Linked DNA regions of Homo sapiens: region 2 is linked to region 1. A link is a loop called in an ENCODE intact Hi-C map of the cell type or tissue named here. Cell type or tissue: ascending aorta. All regions are shown on one strand. Links, peaks and the distances in the headings refer to the core of each region. The heading gives the core; the rest is flanking DNA.

Region 1 (2,901 bases), core at 106-2,605:
GGCGAGGAGGCAGGAGAGCCACCTCAAAGGGCATCCCGGCAGAGAGCAACTCCCCAGCTCCTGATTGCCTTTAAATTTGTTCTGACTGTAACGGTCAAACAAAAAGACTTAGCAGGAAGTGAAGGGCTAGAATGCAGCTTGAAAAATCAGGAGAACCTTTCTGCATGAACAGTTTATTCCAGCCCTAATCTTAGGCACAGACCCCGCCTGGAATGTTCCTCTGAGAATGTAGCCTTCCTAGGGCCAGGTACCCAGCCCCTGGGCACTGGCTTAGCATCGGAGTCCCTGCAGGGCCAGCAGCTGCTGCTATGAATACCCCAGCTTAAGCGACCATTCCTGTAACCTCCGCCGAAATAACTTCCCACCCGCTTTGTCCCCTCCAGAGCTTTCGTTCCCCTCTTCCGCTCAGCACACACAGTGAAGTTAACTCAGCGGGGTGACGCCGACCTACCCAGACCCCCACGCCCCAAACATACACACATAAACACACGGAAGCGGCCCCATCTGAAGCTGCCTGGATCCTTGACCTCCTCAAGATAGAACTGGAGTCTCCCACCCACCCCACCTCCACTCCCGACCCTCTCCCCAGCCCCCACCCTTTGACTGTTCTGCTTCCTTAGCCAGACTCTGCAAACTGAAATGTGAAATTTGAAGCCAGTGTTCCCCTTAGCAACCATGGTAACACAGGATCTGATAGAGAGCCTAGAGTTATAAAAATACCAGCTTCCACCAGACACTGGTTTCCAAAGGGAAACCAGTCTCCAAGCCAGAACCGTTTTTAAACAGTCTTAAAACTCAAGAGATTTCTAAACCAATCTCAACATGGCTCAGGAGGACATCTCTTTAATCCTGTTTTGGAAGGTGGTGTGGGTGCAAGCTTTGGGTATTTTCTCTGAAATACAGAGATTCAGAATGCATGTGCTCACGGGGGAATTAACTAGCCTTATGAAGGGTATATAGCAGGGAGCAGTTTTTCCTAATAAACATCAACTATTTGGCATTTTTTCATAGATTGAGCTGCCCTGCTGACCCCCAGTGAAATCTTCCTTCCAGTTCCCTCCCGGGGAGTCCTCAGCTCCATCCATCCTCCTAATTAGGGAGAGAGAATGATTTCGCCTATCTCCCCTTGCTTGAAAACAATTTAAATTCACAAAACCATTTTCCAGCCGGAATTCTACTTTAAGGCTTAGGTAGGGAGGTAAGAGATGGTGATGTCAAAACTTTTCTGCTCAGGACCAACAAGAAAAGTCCTACATCCCTGTCCCCAGCCCTTTCTCTCCCCACAGACGCACCCTCGGGCATGGGCCCAGCACGAGCTATAAATCCCTGTTCTCTGCGTTCCCTGCAGAGGGCACAAGCCTGGCGAGTGGGGGCAGTGAGGGCAGTAGGGGGACTCTCCCCAGGGGAGGGGCACCTTCCCAGCCCCCAGCCCCGCCTTCGCAGCCCTGGACGGCTTGCCCTCCCATCTCCTTCCCCCGCCTGCTCCTCCTCCTCCCTCTTATCTCCTGGGGCCATGCCTTGTAATTTTGAAAAATCTTCTGACTGGGTAATTAATGTCTGAACTTCAAGAGGCCCCTGCTATCTGCAGAGCTGAGCTGAAGGTGGGAGGGGACCGGCAGCTGCTGAAGGCTTGGAGGAGGGAGGGGGTGCAGATTATTTTTTCTGAGCTGTTTAATGGACGGGACTGGGGAGGATAGAATCGTACCTTGCCAGAGTTGTGGGTACAAGATGTATATGTACACAGGCACAAGCATCCGTCTAGATTTTTAAATCCTTTGGGGTAATCCTTTGGGGTTAAAATCACACAGTAGGATGCCCTCCTGCTCACACACCCTCACCGTCCCTTAGCAGTTTCCCAGCAGGTGGATGGCAGCAAACACTAGGGGAGCCAGGCTGGGGGACTTTCTGAGTGCAGGTCTGGTTGGGAGGACTGGTTGGGAGGGAGGGACAGTGACTTACACATTTCAGAGATCATAAACCGGGCACTGGGGGTGCAAAAAATGGCCATCAGTTACTCCAGGTAACTCAGAAGTCAAAATATAAGCCTGCCTGTTTCCCACCTTAAGGGAGGATCCAGGCAACTCTGCAGACGTCTGCAGAGCCCCCCGACCTCCGTGCTTCCCAGAGTGGGCCCCCGCCTTGCCCAGCCTCCGTGCTCCAGCACAGGTGCCCTCCATCTAGCAGTTGGGGTGCCGAGTGCTGGACCCACTGCTAGGCCCTGGGCATAAGCACGCTGGGGTCCCTGTCCTCACAGAGCTGCTGTCTCCTGGGGAGAGGAGGAGCAAACGGTGCCCTGCACTAAGAGCCGAGGGTGAATAAAGCACACACAGCTCTCCAGGACCCCTGTGGATCTTTCTCCAACCGACTCCAGCTCTCAGGACCTGTAGCTCAAATTAGCATTGATGATATCCACCTGCTGCCATTCTTGCCTTCAGATGTGAATGATGTTTAGGGAACTAACTTTTCTCCTCCCTTCTGTCCACCTCAAGACCAAGCCAGGCTCCAGCTCCTTCTTGATGGCTCTGCTCTCATTGCCGCCAGCACTGAACTGTAGGTCAGAGTGTGGGCGGGGCCAGGCCTTTTGAGAAAGAACCTCCAGGATCAGCCTTCTCTTGTAGCCAGGAAGAGGAGGGGAATGCTAGGGGAAGAAGGTGGGTTTCGGAGGCAGACAGTCTTCTGCAGCTTACCCTCTCTGGCCCTTGGGTAGATGTGTTAATTATTTTTGTTTGTTTGTTTGTGTTTTGAGACAGTGTCTCGCTCTGTCACCCAGGCTGGAGTGCAGTGATGTGATCTTGGCTCACTACAACCTCCGCCTGCCAGAGTCAAGGATTCTCCTGCCTCAGCCTCCTGAGTAGCCGGGATTACAGGCGTGTGCCACCACACCCAGCTAATTTTAGTATT
Region 2 (2,901 bases), core at 293-2,792, 94 kb after region 1:
AAACAAAACAGAACACAAACGAGGACGAGAAGAAGAAAACCAACCAACAAACAAAAAAAAAACGACCAAAGAGTTTGCATGAAAAGCAAGCACTCAGGAGGAAAATATTAGCAGCAAAGTAGTTTGAAGTGTGGCCTGCTCAGCTCACGCTCTGTCCCCTCCGCACGCGGCTACCGGCTGTTGAAGATGACCTCTAGCCAGCACGGGCAGCTGCTGATGAACTGGCGGGTGTAGCACTGGCCCCAGCCCTTCACAAAGCTGATCTGCACGGTAAAGCCCGTCCACGGCTGCTGCATAAACTCGTGGTCATTGGGCCGCTGCAGGCTGTACGCCTTCTCGTAGTCGAAAGCCTTGATGGAGAAACCGGGGAACACCTTGTGTACCAACAGCGTCCTGGAGTCCGGGTTGTCCAGTGTGGCGGACTTGATGAAGATGGGGTAACTGCTGCGGTTGTACACCCACACACCATCCACCTCCCGCGTCAGCTGGATGCCGCAGCCGATTTTGCTCCGCACCTTCTGCACCAGCTGACTCTTGTTGTCCGAATTGAGCTGTCCGAGGCAAAAGCCATTCCCCTGAGGTAGATCATAGAAGATATCCAGAGAGGGCTCCTGGACACAGTAGAGCCTCCCCACTCTCGTCTTCTCCTCCCAGTATGCCACCACGCACCAGTGTGACCGATCCCCAGGCTCCAGAAGAAGTTGGGAATCTAGAAAACACATTGGCAGAGAGGGTTAGTGGGGACAGGCATTGGTGACTCCTAGAATGAAGACACCCGCCCCCCCACTGCACCCAGTCACCAGCTCATCTCTCAGGACGAGACAGAAAGAAGGAGGCGGTGAGGCTAGTCCTGGACTTGCCCAGGCTCTTACAGCCCTTTGACCAGGACCCTGCCTTTCTTTAAGCATAGGAAGCGCTGGGTGCTGCTTCTCTCCAGGCCCCTGCCCATCAGGAGTCCAGTACACCAGCATCTGTGCCCACCTGGCCAACAAAGCCTCTTCTCTGCAGAGCACAGATGCAAAGGGACCCTTAATAGCTTGGGTAGTCTGCTTTTAGGGCCTCAAAAAGCCTCAGCAACGTCCTGGAGTTACAGATCTTTCAACTGGATGGAACCTTGAAGGCCAGCTCCTCCAGCCCCTTGTCATCCTGATGAGAAAACCAGGACCCAGAAAGCCTGCTGCTGGAGTACCAGGGGATGACACAGCCAGAGCTAGAACCCAGGTGTCTAGACTCTGGGACCACCTATGCGATGGTCTCTGGGTGCCTGTCACCCAGCTCTCAAATCAGTGCCGTGGTCATGAGGAACCTATCTGGTAAAAATAAAAATGAGGGTGGCTTGGGACAAAAACATCTATATTCCTAATAGGAAAACAGTCTCAGTGTGTCAGCAGCAGCCCTGTACACAAAGGGTGAATTCATGTCAAAATGCCAAATCACAACATGCAGACCGGTATTAACCCGGGCTACCTTAACAAAGCTTCCTCCAGCCCAGACAGAAGATTATGTGTCTCAAATAGATGCGTCCCCCTTCTCCCCTTCTCTGCCGGCACCCCCATCCCCAGGGGTGCCCCCTCTCTCCCCTCCTTCCACAGAAGCATCTGGAGCCTGCAGGGCGCCCTGCTCCGCCCTCATCCCTCCCCTGCAGGCCCCGCCCCGCTTCCCTACACAGTCTTCCCACAGGCAGCCTGGGGGCCGGGGTGATTCTGGTAAGGTAATTTTCCTCAACAGGCACTTGGAGGACTTTAAAAGGGGGGTCACACGGAGGGAAAGGGAGCCCCGGCGGCGGGCATTCTGACTCCTCCTTAAGTAGGAGCCAGCGGGCAGGCCTCAGACTTGGGACCATAAATCTCCCCAGCCCAGCCAGACTGCAGGAACGCTGTGGTTTGTGGCAGCAGGGTGGAGACCGGAAGTCTTGTATTTGTTAACAAAAATGGGGACAGCAGAGGGGGAAAAGCAGAGGGGAAGGGCCCCACGTCGGTCAGGGCCTTGCCCTCGCTCCCTGCAGCCCCAGCTCCTCCTCTTGGGGACCTGGGGGGCACAAAGCAGGGGTTGAGTGTGAGATGTGTTTTGGTGTGGCCTTTGTGTTTCTGGAGTAACTGGGTTCAGAGTCAATGATGATGGGTTGCACCCTGCAGGGGGTCCATGGCGGAAGATGGGGCCGCATCCTGCTGCCCCAGCAGGCTGGGTAACTGGGGCAGCCCAGGACACTAACTGGCTCCAACTTTTACAGGCGTGTTAGGACCTGGGAACCCACTGGCTCCACTCAGTTGTTGTTGTTGTTGTTGTTGTTTTAAGTAGCAGCCAGTGTTGGATGGAGGTGCCCGTCAGTAAGGCCATACAAATGTGCACACTGCGGCCTGCTGGGGCAGCCACAGACACACACACCCAGAGCAGCGGTTCCCTACAGACACCCCAAGCTGGCCTTCCCAAATGCCTGCCCCAAAAGCTCCACAAAAAGGGGACACTGAGGTCTCATTCCTTTCCCTCAACCCCCAACCCCCACTAAAAATCAACACCAGAAAACTGGCCGGTCACCACCCCCCATGTAGCTTGGAAGTCCAGTGCTTGTGCATGTGCGTGTGCAAGACTGTGTCCATGATGTCAGTGTGTACGAGTGTGTGTTATGTGTGTTTCTGTGTGCACATACGTACTGGAACATATGGAAAACAAGACAGGGACAGGGAGAAGGTGACTCATCAGGCATTCACTTGTTTCTGCAAAGTATCCATCAACTGCTAATAAACTTGTGAGCGCTGGCAATCTTTGAACTTTCTTGCTGAGGGAACTCAGCTCTGAAGGCTACACCAAAGACCTGAACGCCCAGGGAAGGAAGGACACATTGGCATCAAGTGTGAAGCGGGGGAGAAAGCCCTCTTCCGGGAGGCACAGCACATCCACCCT

What was found. A loop is a pair of places that touch in the nucleus more often than their neighbours do. Peaks named below come from ENCODE experiments on the same cell type or tissue, not always from the same donor. Only the 100,000 strongest peaks of a DNase experiment are listed, where the experiment ranks them.
Region 2: a loop joins it to region 1, with 1.9 times the contacts of the local background. A loop is called at or near these places in 9 of 110 quality-filtered maps.

The regions. Positions count from the first base shown.
Region 1 is chr18:48,827,440-48,830,340 of GRCh38, forward strand. All of the region lies in intron 10 of CTIF (cap binding complex dependent translation initiation factor), which reads left to right. CTIF-AS1 (CTIF antisense RNA 1) reads right to left here. Exons shown (of 3, transcript XR_935449.3): 3 at 1-2,901. Among named protein-coding and RNA genes, the nearest start is that of CTIF-AS1, 13 kb to the right of the region's middle. In ascending aorta, for the core only: a CTCF peak has its summit at 1,366 (motif pointing right); DNase peaks (open chromatin) are centred at 462, 1,372 and 2,562; H3K4me3 peaks cover 1,366 bases; H3K27ac peaks cover 2,500 bases.
Region 2 is chr18:48,921,202-48,924,102 of GRCh38, forward strand. It overlaps SMAD7 (SMAD family member 7), which reads right to left. Exons shown (of 4, transcript NM_005904.4): 4 at 1-709. The coding sequence ends at 171. Among named protein-coding and RNA genes, the nearest start is that of SMAD7, 28 kb to the right of the region's middle. RefSeq lists an enhancer at 1,838-2,769. In ascending aorta, for the core only: no CTCF peak of the experiment used is centred there; DNase peaks (open chromatin) are centred at 300 and 1,780; H3K4me3 peaks cover 2,051 bases; H3K27ac peaks cover 2,500 bases.